3 separate regions of the Homo sapiens genome follow, and all the other regions are linked to region 1. The links are chromatin contacts, found by Hi-C in ENCODE. All regions are on one chromosome and are shown on one strand. Each heading gives the region's core, a stretch centred on a gene start or an enhancer-like site at or near the end of the contact. The rest is flanking DNA. Distances are from core to core; before and after follow the strand shown.

Region 1 (4,587 bases), core at 1,084-3,583:
CCTATGGGTGCTCCCTGCTACCAAGTGACAATCCAAAAAGCCCGGAAGCCACTGGCATCAAAGGTACTCTCAGTTTCTGAGACTATGGAGACTCACACAATAAGCAATTTTGGGGTGGTGGAGCGGGGTGGAACCCACCATCTGGAGGTGCTTTTTTCAGAGCTCAGCCTGGGTGATATTTTAAGGAAGGAAGCCATTTCCTTTACAAGCTCAACTTCAGACATCGTCTTGCCTTGAGGATTTGTGTCAGGTCTGTAGTTGGTCCCTTCGCATAGTCCAGTTTAGTGTTATCTCAGTATGTTCATGAGCTCCTGTGCCTAAGAACGCTGAGGTTTGGGCCAAGGCAGGTGGAAGTTTTTGTAAAAATGGCTCACAGGGCCGGGCGCGGTGGCTCGCGCCTGTAATCCAGCACTTTGGGAGACCGAGGTGGGCGGATCACGAGGTCAGGAGATCAACACCATCCTGGCTAACAGGGTGAAACCTCGTCTCTACTAAAAATACAAAAAATTAGCCGAGCATGGTGGCAGGCGCCTGTAGTCCCAGCTACTCGGGAGGCTGAGGCAGGAGAATGGCGTGAACCTGGGAGGCGGAGCTTGCAGTGAGCCGAGATAGCGCCACGCGCCACTGCACTCCAGCCTGGGCGACAGAGCAAGATTCCGTCTCGGAAAAAAAAAAACAAAAAAAACCAAAAAGGCTCACAGCTGTCCCCCATAGGATAACTGCAAGATATCCCTAACACCTTGGCAAAAATTATACACAGATTGGTGTGGGAAAGGGTTTACACCCCCATGACAAGGATCTCGGCAAAAGTTAAGCAAAATGCGCCCTGCTACTTCTGTCACCGGTGAGCCAGGTGAGGGCTTAATTAATCCAGTACTCAATAATTAACCGAGTACTACCCAGTGGATAACTCAAAGCAAGACGAAGTTTTGGTTATACTTTTGAAGTCCCTGTCTTACAAGTGCTCCCCACTTTCCTGCTGCTACTCCTTTGTCCTTGCTGCTCTGTCTCCTGGGATACCCTTCTCACTTTCCTCAGCTGATCCAAACCTGACTTTCGGAGGCCCACGTAGATTTTCCACCTTTGTAAAGTTTTCTCAAATCACTCGAGCTTCAGTAGGCCTTCTATCCTTGAACTCTTGCTTCTTGTCCTAACTTAATCTACTAAACAAGCTAGGTCAGCTTTGTGGTCAATTGCTCAGGTATTATTGCCTCCAACTGTTACGTGTACATTTTGTACCCATGATTCCTTAGTAGATCTTTCCACATTTGGTCTCAATCTTTTTCACCTGTCCCTTCTCCAAACACCTCCAACCCTGTCACATTTTCCAGCCTTGACAGTTAAAACCCCCTTTTCCACATCACTAATGCCACTCTTCCTTTCAAGATAAACGCAGGCGTCAGCTCTTGAAGGTCAACATCCCATTTCCGGGATTAGGCGCGAAGGTGCCTTCCCTCATAAGGGGCTGGAAGGATGGGAAGCATCAAGATAATCAATGCCCAGGGCACACTGATTATCTTGTGTATTAAAGCCACCGTCCCAAGTACTCGTCACCCAGTACGACCACTGTTTCCTGAACAAACTTTTCTTACTCACGTGACAGTCCCGATGCCTGCAATGCTCTTTGTTTCTTCCTTTTTATTCCAGTGAACCCACAGTCAGTCTAAAAATCTTAGGTCCCAGGTCGCTTCCTATAGGAGGCCGCCTCCAAACCCCAGGCTGAGTGCGGTCCCGGTACCCACCCCTCCAGGGGTCTCACAGTTCCCTAAGCACAGAGCATGGCACCAACTGGGGAGTCTGTCAAACAGCCCAGATGAATGTCTTTCCAAACACGCGGTGCCTGCGTTTCCAGGGACAGGGACACGTCTTATCAATTTCTATATATTACAGCTTTGTAAACATAATATTTATAAAATCAAAGCGGGAAAGCCTTGTTCCTTGCTAGAAATGAGCCTCGCAGGCCACCACCATCCGCACCGTACGACAGGCCGTCCCTCAGCTGCGGCTTCCTGCCTCAGGCAGGATGTACCAAACGTGGAAGCGGAGACGGGGAGGTCTGGGGGTGCCACGCAAGTCCCTTTCCTCCCGACACGAGTGCAGTAAAGAAAAACGGTTATGAGCGTAAAGTGACAGCCTCGGCCGATGGGAATAGGGGGAAGTCCGACACTGAGCAACGAACGCATTCCCGCGCCTCCAAAACCTAGGCCGGGGGCGCTGGAAACCCTTACCGGCACCCGGCCACCGCGGCAGACGCTTGCTCCTGCCACGCCCCCCCCCCCTCCCCCGCATCACGTGTCTGCACTCGCTTTCCTCGGATTCCCGGATGTGGGTGAGTTCATTTGCTCGCGTGCAGGGGAAGTCTGGAGAAGGCATTGTTTCAATTATTAAAAGTGTGGGGGCAGTGGGCGGAACAAACGCGCCGACTACAGAGGCTGGACGTAAGCTTAGCGGTGGCGCGCGTGCGCAGCGCCGGCCCGAGGTAACGGCGGGAAGGCTCAGGGGCGTGCTTGCGGCAACCCTGTAACCGCCGGTGCGCAAGTTGGAGGGGCAAGGGGCTGCCGTGTCCTGGTCTGGAGGCGGCCCAGGCTGCCTTGGTGATTCTGGCTTCGCGGCCTCATGGCTTGCGGCCGGTTTGCGCAACGGCCTGCGAACCACCAGGCGCGTCCCCGCCGGCTTGGGTCCGCCCCGAAGCCCAGTCCCTCGGCCTGGCCCGCTATGCCCTGCACACTGGCGGAGTCTGGCGTGGCGCAGCCCGGCGTGGGGTTCGGCCCCGCCAGGTGGTCAGCCCTTCCTCGGAGTCCAGGTGGCTGGGGGCGCTTCGGAGAGTGGCCAGGTGGGCGAGCGAGCTGCGCCCAGTACTCACCTTCCCCGGCGGACCCACCTTCCTTTTCAGCGGAGAGACCCCAGTGCGGCCTCCCTGCCAGGGCTGCTGTCTAGCTAGCGCTGTTGGGACTACTTCATTCACGGCACAAGGGGACCCGCTCATTTAGTGTGGCATGTTAAGGTTGGCAGCTTTTAAAATAGTGAGTTGGTTTAAACGGTTATGTTAGTACAAGAGGTACGGAAATGTGGCATAAATCGTGGACTGAAATTGGAGAACCCTGAACTAACGGCTCCATGCACACAAATGAGGGATAGAAAGAAATAAGGACGGTTTCTTAGGAACACTTTAATCATGGAGATACTTGAAGACAGTACATTTAGGCTTATAATGTGGTTTTTCTTACGTCCCTTACGACATCAGGAGAGTAAAGATGAGTATGATGTCAGAGACAGGTCGTCTTTTACAGTTTCAGCACCGTACGCTGATATGCACAGAGTAGTTTTCCCTGAGCCTTATGTCTGGTTAAACTTATTAAAAGAATTTATTATTTTAATAAAGCAGTATTGTAGGGTAGATGCCCTGTATTTATACAGTTCCTCAAGTGCTTGCATTTATTTTTTAGATACGAGGAAATCATAAGGATCGTTGATTAGATTTCTGTTAGCTGTAGCTTAATGATAAAGTGTATATATTTTCTTATTTGGCATGCAGTACCATTTTTAGATTGATTTTTATTTTGAGTTTGCTTTTTGACTGTGGCATTATCAGTGATCAGGGTAGTAAAAAGCTCTGAAACTAAATTAGAGTAGAGATTTATAAACAGGCACACTGCCTTTTAAAATGTATGTAGATGCAAATCTAAAAGTTGTTTGTAAAAATTGTGTATGTTGATTGTACTGATGCCATTTCCTCTCGTTAAAATGGTGGAAGACCTTTGCTTAGTCCTTTCTGTTCTAATTTATGTTGTGCTGGCAGATGGTGACAGCATCAGTAGTCCACTCTGTCATTGCTTCCTGCTTTCAAAAAATGTCAACTTGACTTGAAATTCAGCTAAAGCCAACATTGACAGAAGGTTTCAGGAACTGAATCTCCGATCTTTATGTTATTTTAGTCCGCCTCCCCGCCCCCATCAGGAGCTAGGTTTTTCAGTTTTACAGAGCCACAGTACTGTCATTACACATACACAAATTAATAAAAATTCTCTAATGTCAATATCCAGTCAGATAACGATTTCTTCAACTGTCTCTTAAATGTCTTTTTACAATTAGCTTGTTTGAACCAAAATCCCACAGGGATCTGCCTATTGTGTTTGGGTGATGCACATTTGACATCTTTTAATCTATATTTGTTCCCTCATAGTTATAGCTATGGGATTAGCCCCTATTTTTCCTTACAGTTCTAAATTTAGCAGATTGCATCGCACAGTATCCTTTAACATGTATCTCTGTTGCCTTTGTGTCCTCTAAACCAGGGGCCCCCAAACCCGGGGCCGCAGAGCAGTACCAGTCCGTGGCCTGTTAGGAACCAGGCTACAGAGCAGGAGGTGAGTGACAGGCTAGTGAGCATTACCTACCACCTGAGCTCTGCCTCCTGTCAGATCAGCCGTGAGGTTAGATTCTCCTAGGGGCACGAACCCTATTGTAAACTGCGCATGCAAGGAATCTAGGTTGCACACTTATAAGAATCTGACTAATGCCTGATGATCTGAGGTGGAATAGTTTCATCCTGAAACCATGCCCCTAACCCTGTCCATGTGTATTATT
Region 2 (4,587 bases), core at 1,549-4,048, 7.3 Mb after region 1:
TCTGTGAACTCTGACTGCTTCAGTGAATAAAAATCTATCTTTTCTCCTGCTAAGCTGTGTTTTGTTGGTTTAATTTGCAATCCCCCGAATACTGAACCTAAGAGGGTAGAGTGAAAGTTTTACCTCCCTGGCAACAGGAAAACTTATTTTGTTAAAGATGAATGGCATAGAAGGGGGAAATGATGGTTGGAGTGAGGACCAAAGAAATAACAAAAATGTCCACTTGTACTGAGACAAGTTTTTCCTAAATATTTATTAGTTAGTCCTCAAATATTTTGCTTAAGAGAAGTCCTCAAAATGAAAGAAACTACGTCTTCAATGTACTGAGCAGAAGGAAAGGAGACTGTGCAGCTGAGGAAGCCAGGCCTGAAAAATAAGTGTGGGTTGTGTCACCACACACCAAGGACTGGTGAGAGGAACAATGCACAGTGGTGGAGTGGGAACTGAGCAGGCCATGAGAAGGACAGATATTTGTTTTGCTGCATTCAAGGCCACCTATAGTTCCTGCCCTTTGGGTGCTCATGATGGCAGACAAGCCCTCATGAAGGTGAACCAAAGGAAGGTAATCACAGGGGACCCGTTGGCCCCACCACGCCTGAACAGCTGCTGCAGCCTGAACTTTCTGCCTCACTCCTGCTTTCCTTTCTCCCCATGCATGCTTGCTTGTTGCACTGAACTCTGGCGCATCACTCATTCCTGTTCTTTTTGTCAGGAGAAAAAGTTCTCCTGACATGCAGTGTGTCAAAACTGTACTCATCTCCTCCACCTGCCTTCCCACTTCCCGCCCCTATGCTCCCTCCTGGCTTCTATTTTAAATTTCATTGCAGCAGACACCTCTCTCCAGATTTCATGCCTCAGCAAGGGCACATACCATTCCTCCAGCGAAACCATTCTTTTCCTTTTCACCATTTCATCCTTTTGACTTTCAAACTTCTCACCAACTGGGTGCGTTTTATCCTCCTCTGGTGCCAGCCTTCCTTCTTTGTTAGATACCTAGCATTTACAGCCATCTCTAGGCAGATGTGTGGTCGTTCAGTAAGAAGAGAACACATGTTTTGTGTGCTCACTCCAATGGGTGTCTGGCTTATAAAGTAGGTGTGGTCCAATTCCTGTCTGCTGCCACCATTGTGCCCTGCTCTGGCCAACAGCTCAGAGAGGTTTGCTCTCTCCACTGGCCCTGAAGACCTCCCATGTTCCCCCAGTTCAAACTTCACCTCTCTCATGAGGCTTTCCCTCACTGCATCCTCTACCTCTCTCATGAGGCTTTCCCTCACTGCATCCTCTACTCTCTCATGAGGCTTTCCCTCACTGCATCCTCTACCTCTCTCATGAGGCTTTCCCTCACTGCATCCTGTACCCTCACAGCCCTTAACACACCACTCAACAAATACGCATTTGCATCTAACCAAATGTGACCCTGTGTCCATATTTATGTTTCTGTATATTAATGCATTCTTGTTTCCCCTGCCAGGCTCCATTAGTCTGGTTAGCTTTTGCCCAGGTATCAGGAAATGAGGGGATGGGGAGAGGCTCAGAATCCAAACTTGACAGAGTAGCTGTCCACCACTAGGTGATGGTGGGGTCAGGCATCTCCTTAGGCTGGCTGTGCTTCTGTTTTCTTTTCAATGGAGATACCGGCTTTCTTGGAAACACATGTGATGGTGGGCTAGCCGTAGAAGCACTACTATAATAACGATGTGATCTTTGTCATTTCACTTCTTCAGACCTCATTAGTCCTACATATAAAAAGAGGAAGTTAAACTAGCTCAAATGTACTGAGCAGAAGGAATGGAGACTGTGCAGCTGAGGGAGCGGGGCCTGAAAAATAAGTGTGGGTTGTGTCGCCACACACCGGGACTCCTGGGATCCCGACCTCTTTTAGCGGTCAAAAGAGGGCAAACTAGTTGCCTAACAATATTTAGAGCTATTTCTCTCTTTTCACTCTCATTCTACGAGTGTACACCGGAGTTTCTAGCAACTACATGGTATGTGAAGTCATCCCTCTAATGATAACCTGTAATGAGGTTACTACTGTGATTTTTAATGAATACATTTTAAAATGTTTTAATTTCTTCAAAAGCAAACATTAATCTCTACATATGTGTGTATACATATACAGGAAATGTATGTATATATGAATATACATATATTCATTGTATATGTGTATATATATTCATACATAATATGTGTGTGTGTATATATATATATATTTACACATTTCCTACATAAATAAAAGTTCTTTAAGGTCCTAATAATTTTTAAGTGAAAAGGAGTCCTGGGACCAAAAAGTTTTGAGAATCACTGAACCAGATTTCTAGATCTTTAAGATCATTTATTCACTCAACAAATAATTGTGCCTCCTGTGGCCAGGCATTTTGCAGATACGGAGGATAATGTGGTGATAGCAACATGTTTCCTGCTCTGATAGAGTTTTACATTTGGGAGGGAAGAGACAAACGAATAAATTAACAAGATAATTTCTGAGAGCAGTAGGTTTAATGAAGCCGTAAAGCAGGACACATATCCCTGCACAATCTGTGCGCCTGCTCAGACGTAACACCCCGCAGCGCAGCAGGCAGATTCAGCGGCGTCGCCCCATAAGGGCCCGAGCCCTCTCAGTTGGCCTAGGACGGCGAGGGCGGGGCCTGCCCGCCCCCCTGGCGCTGGCGTCAGGTGACGTCACTGTGCCGCGCCAGCCAATCGTGGGCAGCCGGGGTCTAGGCACCACGGTGGCTGGCGGCCTGCGGGCGGCGCTGTGGCCCGTCGGGCGGCTCCACAGAGCCGCCCTAGCCTTCCGCCTTCCCCAAGCCAACGTCTCCGCCGTCGGCTCCGCGGCGCCGCCATGGCCGACGTGGAAGACGGAGAGGAAACCTGCGCCCTGGCCTCTCACTCCGGGAGCTCAGGCTCCAAGTCGGGAGGCGACAAGATGTTCTCCCTCAAGAAGTGGAACGCGGTGGCCATGTGGAGCTGGGACGTGGAGTGCGATACGTGCGCCATCTGCAGGGTCCAGGTGATGGGTAAGCGCTGCACGCGAGTCCAGGGCCGCCCTGCGGCCTCCGGGAGCCGACCTCGGGGTTGGGAAGGGACGGGCGTCCGTCAGAAGCCTCGGAAAGTGCCCTGCCTGGGAGAGTGGGTGGAGGTCGCCCTGCCCCGGCGCCGGAGGAACGCGGAGCCACGCTCCTGCTGCGGCTCCTGAGGGCTGCGGCCGCCGCCTGGGGCTGCGGGGTTGTGCAACAGGCGCCCTGCGCCGGGTGGTTGGTGTTCTAGGGAGAGAGACGGGCAATAAACGGAGTTAAACAAGGTAATTTCAGGTAGTGATGGGTGTGACCAAGAAAGTAAAACCGGGTGATTGTTGGGAACTAGCAGGAAACACTTCGGTTTGTGTGTCCAGCCCCAGCCCCACCTCTAAAAGCTCAACACAAGGTGGTCAGGGTAAAGGCCGTGATTCAGCAGTGAACTTTAATAGTCTTGGTCACCACCAAAGTGATGCTCCAGAGTCATCTTCCACAAAACGACACCCTTAGTTCTCCTCGAGGGACGCAGGAAAGTGTTCATAGCCATTGCATTTCCGGATTAGCTTACCGCCGCTCTTCGAATGGCTTTTAAATCTGGATTGATTTAAGACGGGTCAGATAGCACTAGCGTGGCTTGAAGGGAACAGTGTGGTTCAAGAATATCTAAGTTTCATGGAAGCTGAAGAATTGTAAGCCCTTTTTTCAGAAACGTAAAACTTCACCTCCATCACACCCCCCTCTCCATATTGGATGCCATTTCCTGGAGAAGATACTGTGCTGCTCTGAGTCATGCCTTTGTGGAGAACCCTCTTACAAATATGTCTTCTTTCTGTGATATTTTGAGTTAAAATATTAGACCAAGTGAAACTTTTCAGAACAGCTTAATCTTGTTATATTTTATATGGTTCTAAGAACTCAGACCACTTTGAAAAGCAGGTGCTATTTAAATGCAAGTTGTATTTTCAGATAGGGCATTTAAAATTACTATGAGACCCTCTTCAGTGGAATTCTTTATTGAGGGTAGTTAAAGAAAACGGACATTTCTATCGTTTGAAAACTGTGACTTGTCTTGAAAAATGAGAGAATTGGAGAACATACAGAGAATTGCTCACCTTAAGGGGGGTGAGACTGTAAACATACCAGAATCAAGAGATTTCGCAGTTTATGCTCTTTTGTCTTTTATTCCTAAGGGCTTGTTTCAAAGAGGATTTACAACAATTGGATTCAGATATTTTTATCTTTCTCTTTTGAAAGACCTTGATATTAGACATGACCCACTTATTTTACATGGATCACTTGAGCCCAGGAGTTTGAGACCAGCCTAGGCAACATCGCAGGACCCTGTCTGTACAATTAAAAATTAAAATAAAAAGCTGACCAGGCATGGTGGCCTCCAGCTACTCTGGAGGCTGAGGTGGGAGGATCCCTTGAGCCCAGGAGGTCGAGGCTACAGTGAGCCTTGTTCCTGCCACTGCCACTGCCACTATACTCCAGCTTGGGTGACAGAATGAGACCCTGTCTCAGCAACAAACAAACAAAACATATGAGGCTTTAAAAGTATCTAGTTTATTTG
Region 3 (4,587 bases), core at 967-3,466, 6.4 Mb before region 1:
TTGTTTATTCTTCTGCAGATATCAAGATTTACATTTATCATACTTAAAAGTATTGAAAATTCATCCAGATTTTTGTGGTCTCTTTCATTCTAGGTGGATGTTTCTAATATCCTATAATAAAATCTTAAATGTATAAATATAAAACACTGCATACCTATTTTCCGAAGAATTAATGTATGTGCTTACAATAGAAATATTTTATTATTTTTTGAGACAGAGTCTCACTCTGTCGTCACCCAGGCTGAAGTGCAGTGGTGAGATCTCAGCTCACTGCAGCCTCGACCTCCCAGGCTCAAGGGATCCTCCCACCTCAGCCTTTCCAGTAGCTGGGACTACAGGCATGCGCCACCATGCCTAGCTAATTTTTTTCTGTATTTTTTTCTAGAGACAGGGTTTTGCCATGTTGCCCAGGCTGGTCTTGCACTCCTGGGCTCAAGTGATCCTCTTGCCTTGGCCTCCCGAAGTGCTGGGATTACTGGTGTGAGCCACTGCACCCAGTCCAATAAAAATATTTTAAACTAGTGATTCTCCTAAAGCAATCAGTGATTTAACACACGTAACTTGGCTGCAGTCCCTGCAGTGACACAGGCCAGATTGTGTCATAATGTGGAAACAACAGGAGGCCTGTTATCAATGGTACTGACATCCTACAACTATTAGCACAAACCAATGAGTTTATATTAAAATTTCTATTAACTAATTGTAATATTTATTGTAATTACTATACTATTTACCCTCGAAATATTTCAACATTTTAACCATCAATATGGTGCAGGGTGCATAATGGCTAAATATCGGATCTAGTCTATATGCTGAACTTAGTCCAGGGGCTGCCAGTTTTAGCTTCAGGCCAAAACTCCAGAAGAGATCATCAGTGGGTCCTGGAAGTGAAGATGGGTTGCATTTCAGACTCTGAATAAAGAGTCAATGTCTTCTTTTTCCCCTTTTTGGTGGGGGATGGATATCAAGTGATGTCACACCTAGACCACTTCACTGAAGTTACCTGCCTGTTCCCAGTAGTCCTTTGAATTTTCCACCAGTGGGTTTGTATTCCAAAAAAGACTTCCTGTCCTGTCCAACTTTCTGAGCCAAGAATGTACAAAACCTGATTATCTGCTAGAAATGGGTGAGAATGGAAAAATCCAAATAGTTGACACCTAAATTAAAAGCAAAAAAGCATCTTGCCACATATGTACCCTCAACTTCTACCTGTCCTGGTCAAGGTTTAGCTCCATGAAACCTTGCCTGATCCCACAAGGCGTGCCCACCTCCTCCCTGCTAAATGCTCACAGCATTAAGTCTGTTTCTCTTAGATGACATCATACCTACTGACTACAGATGCCTGAAAGTAAATTCCAACCCCCAGCCCCAGCATCCCTTGCCCTACCCGTTATCCCCCTTTCCCACACCGATCTTAGGCAATCACACCGCCATGCTTTGCCCACAACAGTCTCCTCAACCTGTTCCCTCATTCCTTCTCGCCAGAATCTATCAAGGCTCGGCACAAAGGTACTCTCCCAGGAGGCCTTCCTGAATTCTTCTGTGAGGCAGACTACTTCCCGAGCTGCCCCGGCCCTTCTCCGGCCAAGTCTCTCCAGAAACTCATCCCATTCGTTCTCAGATGGAAGGGGACCCACACCCACGACAAGCCTCCGGGTTTGCTTAATGACTCAGACAGCGAGGGTGCTCGGTAAGCCCCACCAGCCCGCGCCCTACTCAGCAGGTAATGACGGAGACCTACTAGGTGACGGGCGCCGCGGTAGACGCTGGGATAAGGTCCCTGCTCCAGGGAGCTTACGGTCTATTCACTAACGTCAAAGAGCAGTGAGTGCTGTTACGTGTATGGGAGCCACCAGGGTCTCCGCCTGCCTGCAGGGCCACGCGCGCACTCGACGCTTCGCGCCTGCCTCAGTTTCTCCGTGAGGCCGCACAGCCCCAGTCTCGGGAGGCGTGACACACCCTCCCCGCGCGCTCTCGCGTTACCAAGTCTGCGCAGCCGCACACCCCCAGTCCCGGCGGGCCCCGCGCGCCAGGCCCCTTCCCGACAGGCCCCAGGAGCCCCGCTGCATGCCGGGGCTTGAGGTCTCGGCGAAGCGGCGCGGCGCGGCGAAGCGCGGCGGCCGGCGGGCGCGCGTGGCAGGAAGCGGAAGCGATCCGAGGCCCGGCCCCGGCCCCGCCCCGCGCCGCGCCGCGCCGCTTGCCGCCGGGCTAGCACTGACGTGTCTCTCGGCGGAGCTGCTGTGCAGTGGAACGCGCTGGGCCGCGGGCAGCGTCGCCTCACGCGGAGCAGAGCTGAGCTGAAGCGGGACCCGGAGCCCGAGCAGCCGCCGCCATGGCAAGTGAGTCCTGTAGGGAAGCCCTATTGAGGCCGGGACGGAACAGATCCCCCTTCCCCACACCCGTGCGGTCGGGCGCCCGCCGGCCAACCCTGACCGGCCCCCTGCAGAACGCGGCCCGTGCCCCCGGCCCTTCTCGAGTATCCCCACGCGTCCGGGGTGCGGCCGGCTCCCCTGGCCCCTGCTCTCACTCGTCGTGGGCAGAAGGCGTCCCTGGGTAGCGCGGAAGGTTACTTCTCTGTGTCCCAACTCTTCCTGTTTTGTTTCTCCCATCAAAGTCAAATTTCTGGAAGTCATCAAGCCCTTCTGTGTCATCCTGCCGGAAATTCAGAAGCCAGAGAGGAAGGTAAGTACCCCAAATCGCCAACAAAGAAGGTTTCAGGAAACTGTCTGGACTCTGGAAGTTTACAGTATGATTAAAAATGGCTTCAGCACGGCAATGGAAACTCTCCCTTCTCTTCCCTTGGAGTGTAGTTGTGCTCTGTTATTCCGGAGAGCTGTCGAAAGGTGACCTGGTTGTGTGGAAATTTCCACTGAAATCACTGTGCTTTATTTGGAGCATCTTTGGTGGATGTTGCTCCGAGAACAAAGCCTCCGGTTGCCCTGTCCCAAAAATGGATCCGGGCCATGAATGAATAAGGCCTCAGTTAGGATAGCAGATTGAGTTACCCTCCCTTTTTCACCTCCAACGGGAGCAGATCACGGGTTGGTTTTTTTTCCCAGGAGATGCCCTTTGTATCCAGCTGCTAAAGGGAAGGGCTGTCACTTTAGTATTTACAAATGATTTTGTACCTTTTATGTAGGCTGTCACAATAGGGGGAATAAAGGCTATTCTTTTGTGAAGTCTGCTGCTTTTCACAGACGGTGTATTAAAACAAGGAAAGATTAAATTTAGAGCTGTGCTGAATCAGAAATTGTGTGGAGTGAGTGTTGCCAGTGTAACTACAGCTGTCAACGAAAAAAAGTTTCATTAGGTTCCTAGGTTAGAGAGTGGGGAATAAAATGTTTGTGTCCTCACATTATTTTTCAAACTGTTGTTAAAGCATTCACATGGACACTTGGGTGCTTGGAATCCACTTTCATTTTTTTACGTAAAATAGTTTCATATAAATGCCCATGTGCTGCTTTTAATGGACGAATTTGTAAAGCTTTACCCCCTCAATTCCAGTGTAGCGAAGGGGCATGGCTCTGGAGGCAGGCAAGCCTAGGTCCCACCCTTTACATAGCACCTTAATAGCTATGTGACCTTGGCCTTGTAACTCAGTGTGGTAGACGGAACAAGGGAAATACGTGCAAGGTATAGCAGTGGCTCAGGAAGGGATTAACTCTGGGAGACATGATGTCTTATGGTGGTTTTGAAGGAGAAATAGAAGTCTCCTTGAAGGGACGGAAAGGAATTCCAAATAAAAGGAGTATATAGTTTGCAAAGGCATTGGTGACAAGAGTGTAGCATGTTTGGATGGGAGGTTATTAGATGTAGTTGCTATTGATAGAACATAATTGTAGGTGGGGAACATTAGGAGATGAATAACAAGGGCCAGACATGAGAATGTCACTTTGGAAGAAAAGGAGAGGACTAGAGTTGGTTTAGAGGCTTTTCACATCAGAGGATGAACTGTGGTACTGAGCAAGAATGGATTTAGGGGCTACTAAGAAGCAGAGGAGACAGGACTTGGATAAAGAGCTTTTGGGGTTTTGATGTTAAATTTGATTGTAACCAGGAGAGAGGACTTGGTGATTAGAAAGGGAGTTTTGAAAAAATTGTCTGCTCTTTGTTTCCCATCAAGATTCATTTCAGACAGGTTACTCTGAAATGGCGTTGCCTTCTCTTGGCCACTTTCTAATTTCTTAGTGTGGTGGGATGGTAGGTGGGAAGAGGACCATTCTCAAGAGAAGAAGAGTCCTGTGAATGCCCCCAGCTTTGGATGGAGTATCTGAACACTGATTCACCCACTGTTGTGTGGCCGTATGACTGTGTCCTACTTTGCCTGCATGTATAGTTAGAGGACTGTGACTCCAGTTCTGGCCAGAGGGCCAGGAATGCTGACTCAGTGCCTGCCTAGAAGTGTTTTTAAAGAACACAGTTTTGTCACTTAATACTGTCAGTCTCTCACAAGGTATTTCAACCTCAGAATCTTCCGTCTGTACAATAATTAATGTTTGTTAAGCCCTCTAAAGCCATTAATGTAGTGTAGGCAGCAGGTATTAGTGAAGACACTCAGTTTCAGAGGCAGAAAACCTGGAAGAGTTC

The links. A loop is a pair of places that touch in the nucleus more often than their neighbours do. Pooled maps may share reads with other maps.
Region 2: a map of B cell shows a loop between it and region 1 (17-fold over the local background). The contact joins the promoter of RNF7 here to the promoter of CEP63 in region 1. A Hi-C loop is called at or near these places in 2 of 168 maps with a recorded cell type or tissue (B cell and CD8-positive, alpha-beta T cell) and 5 of 50 pooled maps.
Region 3: a map of B cell shows a loop between it and region 1 (18-fold over the local background). The contact joins the promoter of SEC61A1 here to the promoter of CEP63 in region 1. A Hi-C loop is called at or near these places in 2 of 168 maps with a recorded cell type or tissue (B cell and naive thymus-derived CD4-positive, alpha-beta T cell) and 3 of 50 pooled maps.

The regions. Positions count from the first base shown.
Region 1 is chr3:134,483,724-134,488,310 of GRCh38, forward strand. It overlaps CEP63 (centrosomal protein 63), which reads left to right and starts at 2,334. Exons shown (of 15, transcript NM_001353108.3): 1 at 2,334-2,479. ANAPC13 (anaphase promoting complex subunit 13) reads right to left here and starts at 2,262. Exons shown (of 3, transcript NM_015391.4): 1 at 2,229-2,262. RefSeq lists enhancers at 1,917-2,036, 2,067-2,166, 2,247-2,356, 2,448-3,266.
Region 2 is chr3:141,735,500-141,740,086 of GRCh38, forward strand. It overlaps RNF7 (ring finger protein 7), which reads left to right and starts at 2,799. Exons shown (of 3, transcript NM_014245.5): 1 at 2,799-3,017. The coding sequence starts at 2,843. RefSeq lists enhancers at 2,342-2,391, 2,432-2,481, 2,592-3,271, 2,832-3,071, 3,272-3,950 and silencers at 2,572-2,831, 3,092-3,271.
Region 3 is chr3:128,050,221-128,054,807 of GRCh38, forward strand. SEC61A1 (SEC61 translocon subunit alpha 1) reads left to right here and starts at 2,217. Exons shown (of 12, transcript NM_013336.4): 1 at 2,217-2,339; 2 at 2,615-2,682. The coding sequence starts at 2,333. It overlaps LOC102723759 (a long non-coding RNA gene), which reads right to left and starts at 1,955. Exons shown (of 4, transcript XR_007096073.1): 1 at 1,742-1,955. RefSeq lists a cis regulatory region at 1,782-2,398 and a silencer at 1,891-2,530.